Regions from separate parts of the Homo sapiens genome. Here region 2 is linked to region 1. The links are chromatin loops, found by intact Hi-C in ENCODE. Cell type or tissue: HCT116. All regions are shown on one strand. Each heading gives the region's core, and the rest is flanking DNA. Links, peaks and the distances in the headings are about the cores only. Region 1 overlaps CBFA2T2 (CBFA2/RUNX1 partner transcriptional co-repressor 2). Region 2 has its middle 17 kb from the start of EIF2S2.

The links. A loop is a pair of places that touch in the nucleus more often than their neighbours do. Peaks named below come from ENCODE experiments on the same cell type or tissue, not always from the same donor. Only the 100,000 strongest peaks of a DNase experiment are listed, where the experiment ranks them.
Region 2: a loop joins it to region 1, with 4 times the contacts of the local background. A loop is called at or near these places in 14 of 110 quality-filtered maps.

What each region holds. Positions count from the first base shown.
Region 1 is chr20:33,647,699-33,656,738 of GRCh38, forward strand. CBFA2T2 (CBFA2/RUNX1 partner transcriptional co-repressor 2) reads left to right here. Exons shown (of 11, transcript NM_001032999.3): 11 at 1-2,332. Among named protein-coding and RNA genes, the nearest start is that of C20orf144, 10 kb to the right of the region's middle. RefSeq lists enhancers at 5,438-6,026, 8,597-9,040. In HCT116, for the core only: a CTCF peak has its summit at 5,734 (motif pointing left); a DNase peak (open chromatin) is centred at 5,753.
Region 2 is chr20:34,122,656-34,135,236 of GRCh38, forward strand. It overlaps the pseudogene RPS2P1. Among named protein-coding and RNA genes, the nearest start is that of EIF2S2, 17 kb to the left of the region's middle. RefSeq lists a silencer at 2,039-2,108 and an enhancer at 7,048-7,342. In HCT116, for the core only: a CTCF peak has its summit at 7,206 (motif pointing left); a DNase peak (open chromatin) is centred at 7,166; H3K4me3 peaks cover 536 bases.

The sequences.
Region 1 (9,040 bases), core at 1,041-9,040:
CCCATTTCTGTGGCTAAGGCTTAGGTTTGGTGTGCAGAGCCTGGCCTGCTCTTGTGGGCTGTGGTTGCTGTGACAGTTTCGTTTTCTGAATCTTTGTAATGCTCTTCCACCCTGCTCGTGCTGCCCAGAGGCTGATCTGCAAACCTGGGCAGTATTCCACACTGAAGCTCAGTTTGCAAACCTTCTGCTGTGTTAATTCTGGTCAGTTTCACACAGAAGTCACGAGGGCCTCTGCCCAGGACCTTCTATTCACATTTCAAGAATCCCTTTCTGAAATTCTCCAACTCTCTGGTCAGGAGGAGGAGCACCATTGGGGCGGGGTAGGCAGCTAGAGGCGCAGGAGCGAATCCAGGTTCCTTGCGTGGTTCCCAGCCTCTGCTGACAGCACCTCAGCTACCAGGTGGGGAGTGGAAATTCAGCCTGCTTAGAGGACTGACCTCTACAGTTCATATTTGCAGTGACATAAAAGGCAAAGAGGAGCTGGCATGGTGGTACAGAAGGTATCAGTCAAGCGCAGGCTCTTCAGAAACCTAGAAACTAAAAAGAGATGCAACATGTGACTGGCCATCAGCCAGACATGTCTAGGGTGAGACCAGTGCTCAGCACCACCCGCCAAGGAACACTGATGAGTTGTGGGACATTATGGTCGGCCAAGTGAGGAATGATTGCAGGGACCAGAGAAGACCAAAGATGCCAGATGTCCCCAGAGTTTCTTGAGGGCTGGGTTTCACGTCTTTGCTTGTCCTTTTTGTCCCCACTTGCCTGCACCGTGCCTGACTCATCCAGTGGGGAAGGTGACTCAAGAAGTTGTTTAAGCCTAGGCCTAGGCAGTCCACTTCGGGAGGTGGGGGCACTCCACACTGGGGGGCCCTGCAGCTCCAGGGCTGGTGCTCTAGCAGATCCGCTCAGGCACGGTTGGGTGACCGTGGGGTCACCGATTGCGTAGATTATTTCTAGGGCAGTGCTGGGTTAGAAATGTCTGTCTGGAAACAGGACACATCTTGCCACCACAAGTCCACACCTGGCCTTGGCTGCTGCCCGCTCTCTGCAGCGTGGATTTCCTTTGCCCATTTGGGCCAGAAGGTCACCAGGAGTTCATCACTGCTTAGTGTCAACTTGACATCTTCAGCTTCCAGACAGAAAACCCATGCTTTACTTTGTACAGCCCTGTCCCAGAGTTAGTAAGCCTCGGCTTGTCACCTGCTTGCAAAGGGTATAGACATCATTCTGGGTAGTTCTAGAGGATATCGCAACAAGTGCGTTTGAAGGTTCAGCACAGCTGGAATTGTACGGTAGTGAGCTCTTCAAAATGAAAACAGAATGACCGGATGGCCATCTGTCCTGGAAACTGTAGAATTGAATAAATCACTGAAAATAGAACACTTCTTGGAGGCTTTCTTCAGAACTGAACTAGAAACAAGGTTTCCAGGCTCCCAGGTCAGTAGACCAAACCAACTTCCTTAGATTTTTTTTTTTAAGCTGTTTGCAGAAAACTGGGTGGTAGCGTGTCTGAACCAAACGGAAGAATAGCCAGCGGAGCATGGACTGTTCCAGCACGGGCCAGATGGCCAGCTGTCGAGAGCAGCCCTGCCCAGATTGCGGTGGGGGCTGTGCCAGCGGCTCCGCAGGGCCCTTCCAACTCTGGAGTGTCTGTAGTTCTTGTGAAACCAAAACGTTGACTACCTGCCTCTTTCCTCGGGCATCGACGTGCTCATTTCCAAAGATGATGGTGCAGGTGACCTTTTCCATCGTGAGCTAAGAGAAGGTTAGGAGGCCTGAGGGGCGGGCCTTGTGTCCCCTCCTCCCCCTCCACAGCCCCTGAGGTGGAGCTTCCCTCACAGACCCCATCTGGTCGAGCCTACGGCTGCCCAGTGTACACTCAGTGATGCTTATACCAAATAGGGCATGTGCGCTGGTGTCTGTTGGGGACAGCCCCATCCCTACCTTGGAGTCGGCAGAGAAGCAGCAATAAGCATTAGGCGAATGATTGAAAGGGCTGCTGCGCCAAGAGGCCTTCAGTCCCCTTAACGTGGCTTTCCAACTTCCTGACGAGGCTACAAAGGCTCCGCTCACAAAAGAAAGCCAATAATGTAAATAAATAGAAAACGAAGCCTCCACGCGTGGTTTTTAAAGGGGGATGATGAATGTGACACCACCCACAGAATGCATTAGAATCTGGTTTTTCTGTGCTTTGTCATTTTACTCTGATAGGAATTTTTGTTACCTAACTCTGTGCATAACTTATTTAATGTACTGTATAAATGAACCAAAACTGTTAAATATGTATTTAGTTTGTTCTACTTAAAGTAGTCAATAAAAAGGCTATATTCCTTTTCTGCCTCAAGCTGGAATGGGACCGGGAGGAAAGGTGGTCCCTACACTAGGAGGTGTCCCCTCACCCTAATTCCCAAATCCTTGAGGAAGAGGGAGAGAGGGGCCTCAACTGGTTCTAGTCGTGGCCTGAAGAGCATCCAAGGGCATGAAGCAGGGGGTGTCTGCACCCCATGTGCCTGGAACTGGCCTCTCTGGAAAGCCAGCTGCACCAACTGGTCAGTGCCCTGTGGGGACCAGGCCCAACCAGGCTGGCTGCTGGAGCCCACCAGTGGGCCTGCGGTCAAGGGCCAACAACAGCTTCCAGACACTCCCCGTTATTTCTTTTAAGTGGTGTTTCGTTTTGTTTTGTGGGGAGGGGGCAGGGTCTCTGTTGCCCAGGCTGGAATGCAGTGGCACGATCACAGCTCAGTGCAGCCTCCACCTCCCAGACTCAGGCAATCCTCCCACCTCAGCCTCCTAAGTAACTGGAACTACAGGCATGGGCTACCACGCCTGGCTGATTTTTTGTATTTTCTATAGAGACAGGGTTTCACCATGTTGCCCAGGCTGGCCTCAAACTCCCGGGCTCAAGCGATCTGCCTGCCTCGCCCCCGCCAAAGTCCTGGGACTACAAGCATGAGCCACTGCACCCGGCCAAATTATCTTGTAATAAGGAAAAATGAACCACAGAGAATCTGACCATCTGTCCTGCCTGAACAGGGTGGTGGACTTGTGGATATATTTTCTAGTAACATGTATTTTCTTGTAAAATTTTAACACAAATGTTAACAAACATACCTGGACTTGTCAAATATTCACTTATGTCCTTATGACACTGATGTTAAATCACAGGTAATTTTACTGTTGCCTTCCAATTTAATTTATTTGCTAAATGGTTGCATCATTTAATTGAGGCCATAATTTTTTTTAACCCTTCACCTTCTGTTGGGCAATTGGATCGCTTTCGCGTTTTCCAGTGTGGCATACATCTTCTATGCATACTCTTTCTTCGCATTATTTATTTCCCTAGGATAATTTTCCAAAGTGGGGGTTTTTGATACTGAACATTTCTTGGATCCTTGAAATCTGTACAAACTACTCTCCCTAAAAGCCCAACAGCTTGTGTTGCCTCCAGCAGCCCCTGGGTGGTACTTTCCGTGGCCCTAAGGCTGGTGCAGGCACACCTGTGTGTGGAATTTCAGGCTGCCAGTCCGGTTTACCAGCTGGTGAGCTGAGGCCTCACTTCTGTCACTCAGATACCCATCTGTGCTCTCTCCCTGAGACCCGCCTCTCCTGAACAGCCTTGCCCAAGAGGCTCGTTGGGACCACTAGCTTCACAATCCCCTAGAATGCAAGGGGAGAGGGACTGGTTACTAGATCTGGAGACGAGGAGAAGGGCTAGCCTATGGCGTAGGGGTTGGCTGTATGATCTTTGGTGCAGGTGGTGCCAACTGCAAACCTTTCTGGGCTGCACTGCAATCTGCCCACCTAGAACAATGACAAGATCTCAGTCATGGGACTGTCAGCCCTCCACAAGAGCACTATGTTGGTGGAAACGGAATGTGCCATAGAAATGGCAGGCTGAAAATCTTTTCGTGACCACAAAACACCCAGATGCCAGATAAATTATAATGAATGTACTTTTAACTGTATTGCTGAGGTCACAGATAGGACATTTCCAAGAACTCAAGAGTTGGAGGGAGATTGCCTCTAGGCGCAATGTGAGGCTTGGTTTTGAGCATATACAAAGTACGGAAACAAAACCGGGGCCTTTCCACAATGGCAGGTAGCTCAGCACCTTTGGCACCGTGAAAAGGCGGCAGGGAAAATCTGCCCATCTGCAATGGAAACTGAATTGGAAACAGCTCTGTCCCTGCTTGAGAAAAAGAAAGAAAAACTGGGCCGGGCGTGGCGGCTCACACCTGTAATCCCAGCACTTTCGGAGGCTGAGATCACTTGATTCCAGGAGTTTGAGACCAACCTGGGCAACATAGTGAGACGCCCGTCTCAAAAATTAAAAACTTAGCTGTACATGTCAGGTATATACTGAAGGAAGGTCAGGGAATCCTGGTGCTGAGAAATTAAGATAATTAAGGACCTTCAGGGTCAATATTGTGTGTCAACCAATTATAAGCTGTCCGGAAACACTACTGAACCTTCAAGAAAATGAGCCATTGTTAGCAAAGTCAACAGGAACAATAATTGATTTAACCCCTGGGACTTCAGATATTACAATCACCAGATACAGGCAGGGCACAGCAGTTCGCGCCTGTAATCCCAGCACTTTGGGAGGCCGAGGAGGGCAGATCATGAAGTCCGGAGTTTGAGACCAGCCTGAGCAACATGGTGAAACCGTCTCCACTAAAAATACAAAAATTAGCCGAATGTGGTGGCAGGCGCCTGTAATCCCAGCTACTCAGGAGGCTGAGGCAGGAGAATCGCTTGAATCTGGGAAGCAGAGGTTGCAGTGAGCCGAGATCACGCCACTGCACTCCAGCCTGGGCGACAGAGAGACTCCATCTCAAAAAAAAAAAAAAAAAAAAAAAAAAAAAAGCACACCAGATACAGAATACAAAATATGAAACCTCTGAAGATGGCACTGAAAAACAATGAGCAAAAAGAGTCTGAAAATGACTAGGCAGATTTGAAAATAGAATTCTGGAAATGACAATCATTGAAATAATGTGTTATTCACCAATAGATTACATCAACCTGAAAAAGAAAAAATTAGTGGTGCGTTACCTTTGTCAGAAAGAGAGCAAAGAGGCCGGGCGCAGTGGCTCATGCCTGTAATCCCAGCACTTTGGGAGGCTGAGGCAGGTGGATCACGAGGTCAGGAGATCGAGACCATCCTGGCTAACATGGTGAAACCCCACCTCTACTAAAAATACAAATAATTAGCCCGGTGTGGTGGCAGGAGCCTGTAGTCCCAGCTACTCAGGAAAGTGAGGCAGGAGAATCGCTTGAACCCAGGAGGCAGAAGTTGCAGTGGGCCGAGATCATGCCACTGCACTCCAGCACTCCAGCCTGGGTAACAGAGCAAGACCTCATCTCAAAAAAAAAAAGAAAAAAAAGAGACAAATAATTGGGAACTGTGAAAGATCTGTTCCTCTGGAAGGTTAGGAAGGGAAAGCCTTTTCATGTGTTACCAAGAGCAGCATCCAAGAGCCTGCTAATGTGTTTCTCAGCAGAAAGGGCACTGTCCTGAGGTGGGGATAGGATCTTGGGAAGCAAACATGTCTCTTGCCCGTCTCTGCTTGTTTCTGACTGCTGGTATTTCAGGGTCAGGGTCACGATTAGGCATGTCTCCTTCTTAGCCTTCCTTCCAAGAGGCTTGGGGGAACCAGCGACAGTCCCCACTCCACTCCTCAGGTGGGCTTCATTGCCTGCTGCCAGGAGCCCTCTTGTGGACAGAGCTGGACTTTCCCCCTGGGTTGCCACCATCCCTAAGCCAGATTCCTTTCCAGAGTACACACCAGCAGCTTTTCCTTCCCCTTCGCATCAGCATTTTCTCAGGCTGCCTTTCCACCCCATGAGTTAATATTTGCTAGGTTCCTCCTAGAGTTCCAGAAGTGATCGGGGATCAGTCTCCCCACCTTCTGAGGGCTGGCTCACCCAGGCCCTCGCACTGGGCTCGTCCTTGCTGCCCCGTCTGCCATTTTGCAGGCCCCGAGGCCTGGCATTGTTCCTTCTTTTGGTGTAGCTGCCTCTACCTCCTCCAGCTGGGGCGGGTTTCTGCTACCGGAGGGTGTCCTCTCCCAGCGCTGTTTACTCCTGATGGCTAGCAGCTGTTGGTGCCAGGGAGTGGATCCCTCCTGCGTGACTCGGAGCAAGGCACTTATTCACTGAGCTTTTTCCTCCGTAAGCTGGGGATGCTAACGATGCCTATACCTCTGGGGTGTTGCGAGGGTAAAATGCAATCAACAACATGGGTATAGCCCCTAGCACAGGGCCTGGCACCCAAGGCACCCCTGTAAACTGGTTGCTGCTATAACCTGTTTCTCTCCCCACCAATCTGTGGTTTCTTTGAGGATTGATCTTTGTGTCCAGCACTCTATGTGGAGCCTGGTGTCCTGCTGAAGTAGTATGTTTCGAGAATAATTTTTTGAAGACCACCTAATTCTCAGTCCCTTTCGGCTCATAAGAGACTGTGTTAAGGGGACTTGTTAGGAGAGCTGTAGGGCATTGGCCACCATCTAGACTGTTGCTATCTCCAGCCTGGCCTGGCACTGAGCCAATCCCTGGGACAGGTTTGAATATTTACAGGTGAGTCACAGGTGCAGGTGTGAGGAAGGGGAGAGGACAGGTGCAGGGAGTGGGTGGAAGGGTGGGGGCGGCAGCTGGCCAATGAGCCCGGAGCTCTCCTGACTTCAGGGCTCTGCCTGCCCTTGACCGAGTGCTGTCACCAGCCCAGAACATTTGATCATCCCCAGCACCTGCCACAAAGCAGGTGCCCAGCGCAGGATTGGGAAAGGCGCCCCAGCACAATGGCACTCACCTGCTCCTTACAGTGGAAGCGTTTCTGTGGCGGACGGGTGGCTTGGGACAAAAGCCACAGACAGGGTGACTGGGGTTGTAAATGGCCCAGCCTTGGCTGCCAGGACATGAAATTATGACCTTGATGCTGAAGGCAGTGGGTGCCATTGAAGGGTCTTGGCCAGAGGTGCGTTTTTCAAAATGGCAACATTTCGAAAGCCGCCTCTGGCTGTGTCTTTACAGGGAATGGACGGGGTGGGAGCCAGGTAAAGAAGTTGCTGCAGTCTTCCACGCCAGAGAGGACGGTGGCCCTGACTTGGGGGCTGGGGCGAGGCACAATGGTGGGGATGGCAGGCTACAGATGAGGTGGGCTCGTGAGATCGACAGACAAGGCAGAGGCTTGAGGGCTTCCTCCAGGTCCCCACAGCCCCAGCCCAGCTCAGACGTCTGTTCTGTGGCTGCAGCTCCAGCCATGTCTGCGCTCAGCTCCACCCCCACCCACTCCCTGTCTGGGACCCTCCTGTCTCCCTGTCACCTGCAAGACAACATTCCACTCCCATGCACCCGGCCTCCTCAGCTCGCCCCAGCCCTCACACTCCAAGGATCCCTTCTGCCCTCGCACCTGCCCGGAGACCTCTGCTCTACTTCCACAGCTCAAACCAAACACTGTCCTAAGAGGCCCCCTGACCCTGCTGGACATCCCTGCCTGCGTGCCCTCCTCTGCAGCTCCAGCTTTCAGGAGGGAGGACACAGCCTTTCTTATTAAAAATTGTAATAAAGAGGTGTCCACCTTCAGAACTGCACTGCAGGGCGAGGCAGGCAGGGTGCCCAGGGCACAAAAACTAAGGAGACGCCCACCACAGATAAGTCAGCCTGAGGGCTTGGGCATGTCTAAAGATGGCAGTGGGCTGGGCACAGTGGCTCATGCCTGTAATCCCGGCACTTTGGGAGGCCAAGGTGTGCAGATCACTTGGGGACAGCAGTTCAAGACCAGCCTGGCCAACATGGTGAAACCCCATCTCTACTAAAAATACAAAAAAAATTAGCCAGGTGTAGTTGTGTGTGCCTGTAATTCCAGCTACTGGGGAGGCTGAGGCAGGAGAATCGCTTGAATTCAGGAGGCAGAGGGTCAGTGAGCCAAGATCGCACCACTGCACTCCAGGCTGGGCGACAGAGCAACTCCGTCTCAAAAAATAACAATAATAAATAAAGATGGCAGAGGGAAGTTTTTTTAGTTTTGAGGATTTGTTGCTACAGTTTTTGTGGAGGACAAAAGAAGCCTTTACAACACAGGACGTAAAGCAGGGCGATGTCCTCCTCAGCTGTCTTCTCTAACAAGACACACTGCCCAGCCTGGGCAACATGGCGAAACCCCCATCTCTACAAAAATTAGCTGGGCGTGGTAGTGTGCGCCTGTAGTCCTTGGCTCACTGCAACCTCCGCCTCCTGGGCTCAAGCGATTCTCCTGCCTCAGCCTCCCAAGTAGCTGGAATTACAGGCACACACAACTACACCCGAACAAGCCTCAAGCCTGCTCAGAGCCCCATGTGGTTCAGATGGTGGCAGCACTTTCTAGGAGCTCCCAGAGATCTGGGAAGCGGGGTGGCGGGAGGACGGCCTGGCACTGGACTGGCCAGGGTGCCAGCAGGGACCTCTGTGCAGGTGGCCCAGGGAGCCAGGCTGGTGGAAGAAACTGTCTCCCACAGGGGCTGCCAGGGAGAAACCGCAGGGAAGACCCTGCCTGGAGTCCCAGATGGGAATGCCCACCCTGAACTGGTGCCATCTGAGTTGCCTTGTAGCCAGGCCTCAGCCCAGTAAGGACCTGGCAACACCAGGGCGTTCAGGAACATGGAAAGGGCACTCAACCCACCGGCCACCCCCTCACCCCGAATTAAAGCCTCCCATGGCCTCCTTGGGATGTAGCACCTCAGAGGCCCAGCCTCACCCAGCCCTCTCCCCCTGGCACCCCCAGCTCAGCCCCGCTACTGGGTCACCCTTGGTTCAACCAGGCAAGCCCTCCTTCTCCTCAGAGCCCATGTGCCGTCTCCTCTGTCTGGAAAACTGACGCCAACACTCCCAGGCCAGGTCAAATGCCATCCTGTGCTTCTGTGGTGCCAGGGGCCTCCTCTTCAGAGCAGCTGCTTAGATGTCCCTCTTGGTCACCTCCCCTCCATGCCCCCAGTAATGGAGGGGGGCAGGAGGACACCCCCAGGGGCTAGTAGGACTGACTCAGCCATTGTCCAACTGGAAC
Region 2 (12,581 bases), core at 2,628-10,627, 480 kb after region 1:
GTCTCTTCTCCCTGCCCATCAAGGAATCTGAGACCATTGACTTTTTTCTGGGGTCCTCTCTCAAGGAAGAGGGTTTGAAGATTATGCCGGTGCAGAAGCAGACCCGCGCGGGCCAGCGCACCAGGTTCAAGGCGTTTGTTGCCACCGGGGACTACAATGGCCACGTCGGTCTGTGCGTTAAGTGCTCCAAGGAGGTGGCTACTGCCATCCGCGGGTCCGTCATCCTGACCAAGCACTCCATTGTCCCCGTGCGCAGAGGCTACGGGGGAACAAGATGGACAAGCCCACACCGTCCCTTGCAAGGTGACAGGCCGCTGCGGCTCTGTGCTGGTGCACCTCATCCCTGCACCCAGGGGCACTGGCATCGTCTCCGCACCTGTGCCCAAGAAGCTCCTCATGATGGCTGGTATTGATGACTGCCACACCTCAGCCAGGGGCTGCACTGCCACCCTGGCAACTTCGCCAAGGCCACCTTTGACACCATCTCTAAGACCTACAGCTACCTGACCCTCGACCTCTGGAAGGAGACTATATTCACCAAGTCTCCCTATCAGGAATTCACTGACCACCTCGTCAAGACCCACACCAGAGTCTCCATGCAGAGGACCCAGGCTCCAGCTGTGGCTACAGCATAGGGTTTTTATACAAGAAAAACAAACTGAATTAAGCCTGAAAAAAAAAAAAAAAGCTGGTCTCAAATTAGGGGCCAACATGGAAGAATTAATATCTGTTGAGTACTTACTAAGTGTCAGGCCCTATAGATGTTACATGCATTATCTCATTTAATACTCAACAACAGCCTTGTCAGGTTAAAAGTATTATACCCATTTTATAAACAGGTTAATGAAGGCTCAGAGAGTGTCAGTCACTTACCCAACATAACCCAGTGAGTAACAGAGATGGAATTTGAGCCCAAGTCTGTGTGAATCTGAAGCCCATATTATTTCTACTATGTTACAGTGCCTCTGAAAATATATTTAACTGTGCCTACTTCTAATAGAGTTTATGATAAATGATATATATTTGATGTTTATATATTTATATCAATTATTTTACTTCATCATTACAAGTAAGATAGACTATCTAGGGATGATTATCACCACTTTACAGATGAGGAAACAGATGGTCAGAAAATTTAACTTACCTAGCTTCAGACCAGTAAATGATAATAACAGGGCTTGGACACATGTACCGCAACTCTCAGACTCCTACTTTTTCCACATTGGCCTATGAGAGTAGAATTTTATCTATATTTTACCTATGAATTTTCTTTTTTTTTTTTTTTTTTTTTTTGGAGACGGAGTCTTACTCTGTCGCCCAGGCTGGAGTGCAGTGGTGCAATCTTGACTCACTGCAACCTCTGTCCCCCAGCTTCAAGCGATTCTTCTGCCTCAGCCTCCCAAGTAGCTGGGAGGGATTACAGTCGCCTGCCACTGTGCCTGGCTAATTTTTGTATTTTTAGTAGAAATGGGGTTATATCATCTTGGCCAGGCTGATCTTGAACTCCTGACCTCATGATCTACTCGCCTTGGCCTCCCAAAGTGCTGGATTACAGGCGTGAGCCACCTCGCCCAGCCATATCTATGAATTTTCTGGTTCTAACTTTTTTTAATAGGAGCAAAGAGTGGACATCTTGACAGTCTTGCACTTCTGTTTATGCTTGGACAGATTAAACACATATGTTTATCCCTGTTCACTCCCCAAATCACTGAAGTGACAGTGAGTTAACATTTTTAGGTTTACCAGTCTACAGACAAAGAGAATAAGAAAGAAATCAATAGCAGATTAAGGATATCAACAAATTTTTGGAAGATGGAAAACCATAGCTGAGCTGAGAAAACAATTCTAAATGTTTGCTGAGGGTTATACTAACAAGGGACAAACAGATTCGTACTGCAGAACACTAGAATGTCAGGACTGGGACAGAGCAGATCAGAGGTGATGTGAGAGGCAGAAGAGAGAGGGTTTGGCTGAAAGCCTTTATAGGAAGTGAAACTGCCAGGTCTTTTTCTCCATCCTACTCACTTAGACAACTACCCTTTCATCTCCCTAGCAGCCCCTGGGACAAAATTGAGGTAGAGAAGTTCCAGACACTGAGATACCAGGCACAGCTAAAGATATAATAGCAGGGAGGCTAAGGTAGGAGGATTTCAGACTGAAAACAGAGATTAGATGAATTGTCTACATGCTGAATGGTGAAGCGCACTCAGTCCTCCTGCTGAAATTTATTCCAGGAATGCTGACAGCAAGGCTTGTATTCTCCAGGCAAGATATCAGGGAATTAATTTTAATTAATTAACCCCAGAGGAAAGATCTATACATACTGATATTTGAGGTCCCCCAACAAAACACCTAGGTACCCACTTTATCATCCTACAGATAAACTTCCTGTTAACACAGAGCTTCCAAATACTTAGTGACTCACTCTTAAATATGAAGAGACAACAAAGGGTCACCAGATATTTAAGATAAACCTCCACCAGGAAAGACAGCATCAAATAGAGAAAAAAGAAACTCAAAGGGAACAGAAACTGAAGAGAACAGAAAAATATTTTTAAAAAACAATAAGCAGTCTATGAGAGATAATAGAAAATACTGCATCCATAAAGCAAAGATAAAATGCTCTAAAAAAAATAGAGTAAGTAACAGCTCTGGGGAATTAAAAATATAATAGAAAAATTGGCTGGGCATTATGGCTCATGCCTGTAATCCCAGCACTTTGAGAAGCCAAGGTAGAAGGATTGTTTAAAGCCAGGAGTTCAAGACCAACCAGGGCAATATTAGATAGACCTCTTCTCTGCTAAACATTCTTTTAAAAAGAGAAATTAGGCTTGGTTCAGTGGCTCACGCCTGTAATCCCAGCACTTTGGGAGGCCGAGGCGGGCGGATCACGAGGTCAGGAGATCGAGACCATCCTGGCTAACATGGTGAAACCCCATCTGTACTAAAAATACAAAAAATTAGCCGGGCATGATGGCGAACACGTGTAGTCCCAGCTACTAGGGAGGCTGAGGCGGAAGAATGACATGAACCCAGGAGGCAGAGCTTGCAGTGAGCCGAGATCACACTACTGCACTCCAGCCTGGGCAACAGAGCGAGACTCCATCTCAAAAAAATAATAAATAAATAAATAAATAAATAAATAATAAAAAAAGAAAAAAAATTAGCCAGCTGTGGTGGCTCATGCATGTGGTCCCAGCTACTTAGGAGGCTGAGTCAGGAGGGCTGCTCAAGCCCAGGAGATGGAGGCTGCAGTGAGCTATGATCATGCCACTGCACTCCAGCCTGGGCAATACAGCAAGACCTGTTCTCAAATAATAATAATAGAAAAATAAATAATTTATATAAGTCTTAATATATAAAGTTGAGGAAATCTCTCAGAAAGTAGAACAGAAATACAAATGGAAAAATAAAAGAGAAAAGATAATTAGAGGATGAATCCATAAGGTCGACCATTAGATTAACAGGAGTTCTGGAAATACAGAAGAAATGGAAGAAAATTATCAAAGAAACTGAGTTTCCAGAGTGGCAGAGCCTGCTGAGTGCCCAGCATAATGAAAGAAAACAAAACAAAGGAAAAACATTATGGCACATCATCATGAAATTTTTTAACACAAAGGATAAAGAGAAAATCAAAAATCTTGGTGATAGGAGGTGAGGAGGGGGCAGGGAAAGGGCAACAGGTTACTTATGAAAGAGCAGGTAATAGGAATAGCATTTTTGTCCATAGTAACATTAGTGGCTAGAAGACGATATAGGGAGGCTTTCAAAATTCTGAGAGAAAATACGTTTTCAATCTAGAACTCCTATACTAAGCCATATTATCAGTCAAGTATGAGGAATAAATAAGTATATTTTTAGGCATGCAAGGATCAGAAATTTACCCCTCATCCCCACATAACTTTTCTTAGGAAAGCACTGGAGGATTTGCTCTAGTAAAACAAGAAAGACAGAAAAAAAATCCTAAAATTTGTATGGAACAAAAAGTCCAAATAGTCAAAGCAATCCTAAGCAAAAAGAACAAAGCTAGAGGCATCACACCACCTGAATTTAAAATATACTGCAAGGCTCTAATAACCAAAACAGCATGGTATTGATATAAAAACACAGACCAAGGGAACAAAAAGAGAACCCAGAAATAAATCCACGTACAGCCAATTGATTTTTGACAAAGGTACCAAGCACATACATTGGGGAAAAATGTTGTTGGGAAAACTGGATATCCATATCCAGAAGAATGAAACTAAACTCCTGTCTCTCACCATACGCAAAAAATCAACTCAAAATGTATAGGGAAAAGAAAGAGCGATCAGACTGTTACTGTGTCTATCTAGAAAAAGTAAGACAAAAGAAACTCCATTTTGATCTGTACTAAGAAAAATTGTTCTGCTTTGAGATGCTGTTAATCTGTAACTCTTGTCCCAACCCTGTGCTCACAAAAACATGTGCTGTATTGACTCAAGTTTTAAGGGATTTAGGGCTGTGCAGGATGTGCTTTGTTAAAAATGTTTTTGCAGCCAGGCGCAGTGGCTCATGCCTGTAATCCCAGCACTTTGGGAGGCCGAGGCGGGCAGATCATGAGGTCAGGAGATCGAGATCATCTTGGCTAATATGGTGAAACCCTGTCTGTACTAAAAATACAAAAGATTAGCCAGGCGTGGTGGCGGGCCCCTGTAGTCCCAGCTACTCGGGAGGCTGAGGCAGGAGAATGGCATGAACCTGGGAGGCGGAGCTTGCAGTTAGCCGAGATTGAGCCACTGCACTCCAGCCTGGGTGACAGAGCAAGACTCCGTCTCAAAAAAAAAAAAAAAAAAAAAATCACACCTGTAATCCCAGCACTTTGGGAGGCTGAGGCGGGCAGATCACGAGGTCTGGAGATCAAGACCATCCTGGCTAACACGGTGAAATCCCGTCTCTACTAAAAATACAACAAATTAGCTGGGCGTGGTGGTAGGCGCCTGTAGTCCCAGCTACTCGGGAGGCTGAGGCAGGAGAATGGCATGAACCCAGGAGGCAGAGCTTGCAGTGAGCCGAGATCGTGCCACTGCACTCCAGCCTGGGCGACAGCGCAACACTCCTTCTCAAAAAAAAAAAAAAATGTGTTTGCAGGCAGTATGCTTTGTGAAAGTCATCGCCATTCTCCATTCTCTATTAATCAGGGACACAATGCACTGTGGAAGGCCGCAGGGACCCCTGCCCAAGAAAGCCTGGGTATTGTCCAGGTTTCCCCGGACTGAGACAGCCTGAGATATGGCCTCGTGGGGAGGGAAAGACCTTACAGCCCCCCAGCCCGACACCCGTAAAGGGTCTGTGCTAAGGAGATTAGTGAAATAGGAAGGCCTCTATGCGGTAGAGATAAGAGTGTGGCATCTGTCTCCTGCACGTCCCTGGGAATGGAATGTCTCGGTGTAAAACCCGACCATACATTCTATTTACTGAGATAGGAGAAAACCTCCTTATGGCTGGAGATGAGACATCATGGCGGCAATACTGCTCTGTTACTCTTTACTGCACTGAGGTGTTTATGTAAGCTTAAACATAAATCTAGCGATTGTGCACATCCAGGCACAGCACCTTTTCTTAAACTTATTCATGACACAGAGTCTTTGCTCACATGGTCTTCTGCTGATCCTCTCCCCACCTTCACCCTATAGCCCCGCCACATTCCCCTTGCTGAGATAGTAAAGATAGTGATCAATAAATACTGAGGGAACTCAGAGACCAGCGCTGGTGCAGGTCCTCACTTGCTGAGCGCCGGTCCCTGGGCCCATTTTTCTTCCGCTATACTTTGTCTCTATGTCTTATTTCCTTTTCTCAGTCTCTCGTCTCCACCTTGCGAGAAATACCCACAGGTGTGCAGGGGCAGGCCCTCTTCATCTGGTGCCCAATGTGGGTTCCTTTCTCTACGGTGAAGATACGCTAGAGTGTGATCATTGAAGACAAATCGACGAGAGATTCCCGAAGACTTCCATGATCAGCCTTGTGGTAAGCTTGTGCACTCAGAGAAACCCAGGGTAAGAATGGGTCAAACTGAAAGCAAATATGCCTCTTATCTCAGCTTTATTAAAGTTATTTTAAGAAGAGGGGGAGTTAGAGCCTCCACAGAAATCTAATCATGCTATTTCAAACAATAGAACAATTCTGCCTATGGTTTCCAGAATAGGGAACGTTAGATCTAAAAGACTGGGAAAAAATTGGCAAAGAATTAAAACAAGCAAATAGGGAGGATAAAATCATCCCACTTACAGTATGGAATGATTGGGCCATTATTAAAATAGGTTTAGAATCATTTCAAACAGAAGAAGATAGCGTTTCAGTTTCTGATGCCCCTGAAAGCTGTGTAATAGATTGTGAGGAAGAGGCAGGGACAGAATTCAAGAAAGTAACGCAAGGTTCACAGTATAAAAAGGTAGATGAGTCTGGCTGGGCGCAGTGGCTCACACCTGTAATCCCAGCACTGTGGGAGGCCGAGGCGGATGGATCACAAGGTCAGGAGATCGAGACCGTCCTGGCTAACACAGTGAAACCCTGTCTTTACTAAAAAAATACAAAAACTTAGCCAGGCGTCGTGGCAGGTGTCTGTAGTCCCAGCTACTCGGGAGGCTGAGGCAGGAGAATGGCGTGAACCTGGGAGGCGGAGCTTGCAGTGAGCCGAGATGGCACCACTGCACTCCAGCCTGGGCAACAGAGCGAGACTCCGTCTCGAAAAAAAAAAAAAGAAAAAAAGGGTAGAAGAGTGTAATGGCTCAGTCAACGGAAAATGTTGACTACAACCAATTACAGGAGGTAATATATTATGAACCATCAAAATTGGGGGGAAAAGGTCTAGAACTATTGGGGCCATCAGAGTCTAACCCACGATGGCCAACTCCTCCTCCCACAGTTCAGATGCCCGTAACATTACAACCTCAAATGCAGGTTAGACAAGTACAAACCCCAAGAGAATATCAGATAGAAAAGGATAGTCTCTATCACAGCAATGCCAATCCAGATACAGTATTCACAATATCAGCTGGTAGAAAGTAAGACCCAACCGCCAGTACCCTATCAATACTGACCGCCAGCCGAACTTCAGTATCAGCCGCCCCCCAGAAAATCAGTATGGACAGCCAGGAACGTTTCCAGCACCACAGGGCACGCACGGCGATATAGCCTCAGCTGCCCACTATGAGACTTAATCCTACACCACCACCTAGTGGACAGGATGGTGCATTACATGAAATTATTGAGAAGGCAAGAAAACAAGGAGAGATACTGAGGCGTTTTAATTTCAAGTAATATTAGAGCCCATACTACCTGGAGAAGGGCCCTCCCCAAGCTGATGCCAGATATGAGTCCTTTTCTATAAAAATGCTAAAAGACATGAAAGAGGGAGTAAAACAGTATGGACCCAATTCTCCTTATATGAGAACATTATTAGATTCCATTGCTCATGGAAATAGACTTATTCCTTATGACTGGGAAATTTTGGCCAAATCATCACTCTCACCTTCTCAATTTTTACAATTTAAGACCTGGTGGATTGATGGGGTACAACAACAGATCCGCAAAAATAGGGCCGCCAATCCCAGTTAACATAGATGCAGGTAAAAAATAGAAAAATTAAACCACAAAAAATAGAAATAAGAAAAGACACATTAAAAACATTAAATGACTTTCAAAAATTGCTAGGAGATATTAATTGGATTTGGCCAATTTTAGGCATTCCTACTTATGCCATGTCAAATTTGTTCTCTATCTTAAGAGGGGACCCGGACTTAAATAGTAAAAGAATATTGACCCCAGAGGCAGCAAAAGAAATTGAATTAGTTGAAGAAAAAATTTGGTCAGCACAAGTAAATAGAATAGATCCCTTGGTCCCACTCCAACTTTTGATTTTTGCTACTGCACATTCTCTGACAGGCATCATTGTTCAAAATACTGATCTTGTGGAGTGGTCATTCCTTCCTCACAGTACAATTAAGACTTTTACATTGCATCAAATAGCTACATTAATTGGTCAGGCAAGGTTATGAATAATAAAATTGTGTGGAAGTGACCCAGACAAAATCATTGTTCCTTTAAACAAGGAACAGGTTAGACAAGCCTTTATCAATTCTTGTACATGGCAGACTGGTCTTGCTGATTTTGTGGGAATTATTGACAATCATTACCCAAAAACAAAAACCTTCCAGTTTTTAAAATTGACTACTTGGATTTTACCTAAAATTACCAGACATGAACCTTTAGAAAATGCTCTGACGGTGTTTACTAATGGTTCCAGCAATGAAAAAGCAGCTTACATTGGGCCAAAAGAACAAGTCATCGAAACTCAATATCACTGGGCTCAAAGAGCAGAGTTGGTTACAGTCATTACAGTGTTACAAGATTTTAATCAGCCTATTAATATTGTATCAGATTCTGCATATGTAGTACAGGCTACAAGGGATGTTGAGACAGCCCTAATCAAATATAGTATTGATGATCAGTTAAACCAGCTGTTCAACTTATTACAACAAACTGTGAGAAAAAGAAATTTCCCATTTTGTATTACTCACATTGAAGCACACACTAATTTACCAGGGTCTTTAACTAAAGCAAATGAACAAGCTGACTTACTGGTATCATCTGCATTCATAAAAGCACAAGAACTTCATGCTTTGACTCATGTAAATGCAGCAGGATTAAAAATAAATTTGATATCTCATGGAAACAGGCAAAAAATATTGTACAACATTGCACCCAGAGTCAAGTCCTACACCTGCCCACTCAAGAGGCGGGAGTTAATCCCAGAGGTCTATGTCCTAATGCGTTATGGCAAACGGATGTCACACATGTATCTTCATTTGGAAAATTATCATTTGTCCATGTGACAGTTGATACTTATTCACATTTCGTATGGGCAACTTGCGAGACAGGAGAAAGTACTTCCCATGTTAAAAGACATTTATTATATTGTTTTGCTCTCATGGGAGTTCTGGAAAAAATTAAAACTGACAATGGGCCAGGATACTGTAGTAAAACATTCCAAAAATTCTTAAATCAGTGGAAAATTACACATACAACAGGAATTCCCTATAATTCCCAAGGATAGGCCATAGTTGAAAGAACTAATAGAACACTCAAAACTCAATTGGTTAAACAAAAAAGAACTCTCCCTTTCCCTCTCCCTCTCCCCCTCCCTCTCCATCTCTGTCTCCATCTCCCTCTCCCCACGGTCTCCTTCTCCCTGTCTTTCCACGGTCTCCCTCTGATGCCGAGCCGAAGCTGGACTGTACTGCTGCCATCTCGGCTCACTGCAACCTCCCTGCCTGATTCTCCTGCCTCAGCCTGCTGAGTGCCTGGGATTGCAGGCACGCGCCGCCACGCCTAACTGGTTTTCGTATTTTTTTGGTGGAGACGGGGTTTCGCTGGGTTGGCCGGGCTGGTCTCCAGCTCCTAACCGCGAGTGATCTGCTAGCCTCAGCCTCCCGAGGTGCCGGGATTGCAGACGGAGTCTCGTTCACTCAGTGCTCAATGTTGCCCAGGCTGGAGTGCAGTGGCGTGATCTCGGCTAGCTACAACCTCCACCTCCCAGCCGCCTGCCTTAGCCTCCCAAAGTGCGGAGATTGCAGCCTCTGCCCGGCCGCCACCCCGTCTGGGAAGTGAGGAGCGTCTCTGCCTGGCCGTCCATCGTCTGGGATGTGAGGAGCCCCTCTGCCCGGCTGCCCAGTCTGGGAAGTGAGGAGCGCCTCTTCCCGGCCGCCATCCCATCTAGGAAGTGAGGAGCGTCTCTGCCCGGCCGCCCATCGTCTGAGATGTGGGGAGCGTCTCTGCCCCGCTGCCCCGTCTGGGATGTGAGGAGCACCTCTGCCCGGCCGCCACCCCATCTGGGAGGTGAGGAGCGTCTCTGCCCGGCTGCCCCGTCTGAGAAGTGAGGAGCCCCTCCGCCCGGCAGGTGCCCCATCTGAGAAGTGAGGAGCCCCTCCACCCGGCAGGCGCCCCTTCTGGGAAGTGAGGAGCGCCTCCGCCCGGCAGCTGCCCCGTCCGGGAGGGAGGTGGGGGGCCCTCCGGGAGGGAGGTGGGGGTCAGCCCCCGCCAGGCCAGCCGCCCCGTCCAGGAGGGAGGTGGGGGGGTCGGCCCCCCGCCCGGCCAGTCGCCCCATCCGGGAGGTGAGGGGTGCCTCTGCCTGGCTGCCCCAACTGGGAAGTGAGGAGCCCCTCTGCCCGGCCAGCCGCCCCATCCGGGAGGGAGGTGGGGGGGTCAGTCCCCCGCCCGGCCAGCCGCCCCGTCCGGGAGGGAGGTGGGGGGGTCAGCCCCCCGCACGGCCAGCTGCCCCGTCCGGGTGGTGAGGGGCACCTCTGCCCGGCCGCCCCTACTGGGAAGTGAGGAGCCCCTCTGCCCGGCCAGCCGCCCCGTCCGGGAGGGAGGTGAGGGGGTCAGCCCCCTGCCCGGCCAGCCGCCCCGTCCGGGAGGTGAGGGACGCCTCTGCCCGGCCGCCCCTGCTGGGAGGTGGGGAGCCCCTCTGCCTGGCCACCACCCCGTCTGAGAGGTGTGCCCAACAGCTCATTGAGAGCGGGCCGGGATGACAATGGCGGCTTTGTGCAATAGAAAGGGGGGAAGGGTGGGGAAAAGATTGAGAAATCGGATGGTTGCGGTGTCTGTGTAGAAAGAGGTAGACATGGGAGACTTTTCATTTTGTTCTGTACTAAGAAAAATTATTCTGCCTTGGGATCCTGTTGATCTGTGACCTTACCCCCAACCCTGTGCTCTCTGAAACATGTGCTGCGTCCACTCATGGTTAAATGGATTAAGGGTGGTGCAAGATGTGCTTTGTTAAACAGATGCTTGAAGGCAGCATGCTCGTTAAGAATCATCACCACTCCCTAATCTCAAGTACCCAGGGACACAAACACTGCGGAAGGCCGCTGCCTAGGAGAACCAGAGACCTTTGTTCACTTGTTTATCTGCTGACCTTCCCTCCACTATTGTCCTATGACCCTGCCAAATCCCCCTCTGTGAGAAACACCCAAGAATGATCAATAAAAATTAAAAAAAAAAACAAAAAAAAAAAAACAAAAAAAAAAAGAAAAAGCTGACACAGTTCTCTGAAAAAAGCCTAGAGAACACAAGGGTGACACAAACTCCAGAGAGTATGCTGCTTGCAGCTTTGATGATTGTATCAACAGTGGTAAGTCACCCCATGTCTGCAGGAGCAGCTGCAGCTAATTATACCTACTGGGCCTATGTGCCTTTCCCACCCTTAATTCGGGCAGTCACATGGATGGATAATCCTATTGAAGTATATGTTAATAATAGTGCATGGGTACCTGGCCCCATAGAGGATCGTTGCCCTGCCCAACTCGAGGAAGAAGGAATGATGATGAATATTTCAATTGAGTATCGTTATACTCCTATTTGCCTAGGGAGGGCACAAGGATGCTTAATGCCTGAAACCCAAAATTGGTTGGTAGAAGTACCTACTGTCAGTACCACCAGTAGATTTACTTATCACATGGTGAGTGGAATGTCACTCAGGCCACAGGTAAATTATTTACAGGACCCTTCTTATTAAAGATCATTATAATCTAAGTCTAAGGGGAAGCCTTGGCCCAAGGAAATTCCCAAAGGATCAAAAAGCCCAGAAGTTTTAGTTTGGGAAGAATGTGTGGCTGATAGTGCGGTGATACTACAAAACAATGAATTCAGAACTATTATAGATTGGGCATCTCGAGGTCAATTCTACCGCAGTTGCACAGGACAAACTCAATCTTGTTCCAGTGCACATGTGAGTCCGGCTGTGAACAGTGACTTCAGAGAAGGTTTAGATAAAAATAAGTACAAAAGGTTAGAATCTCCCTACCCTTGGGAATGGGCAGAAAAAGGAATCTCTGCTACAAGACCAAAGATAATAAGTCCTGTCATTGGTCCTGAACATCTAGAATTATGGAGGCTTATGTGGCCTCGCACCACATTGGAATTTGGTCTGGAAATCAAGTTATAGGAACAAAAGACCGTAAGCCATCTTATACTATTGACCTAAATTCCAGTCTGACAATTCCTTTGCAAAGTTGTGTAAAACCCCCTTATATGCTAATTGTAGGAAACATAGTTATTAAACCAGATTCCCAAACTATAACCTATGAAAATTGTAGATTGTTTACTAGCATTGATTCGACTTTTAATTGGCAGCACCGTATTCTACTAGTGAGAGCAAGAGAGGGCGTGTGGATTCCTGTGTCCATGGACCGACCGTGGGAGGCTTCGCCATCTGTCCATATTTTGACTGAAGTATTAAAAGGAGTTCTAAATAGATTCAAAAGATTCATTTTTACTTTGATGCAGTGATTATGGGATTAATTGCAGTCACAGCTACGGCTGCTGCGGCAGAAGTTGCATTGCACTCTTCTGTTCAGACAGTACGCTTTGTTAACAATTGGCAAAAAAATTCTATGAGATTGTGGAATTCACAATCTGGTATTGATCAAAAATTGTCGAACCCAATTAATGATCTTAGACAAACTGTCATTTGGATGGGAGATAAGCTCATGAGCTTGGAAATCGTTTTCAGTTACACTGTGACTGGAATACATCAGATTTTTGTATTACACCCCGAGCCTATA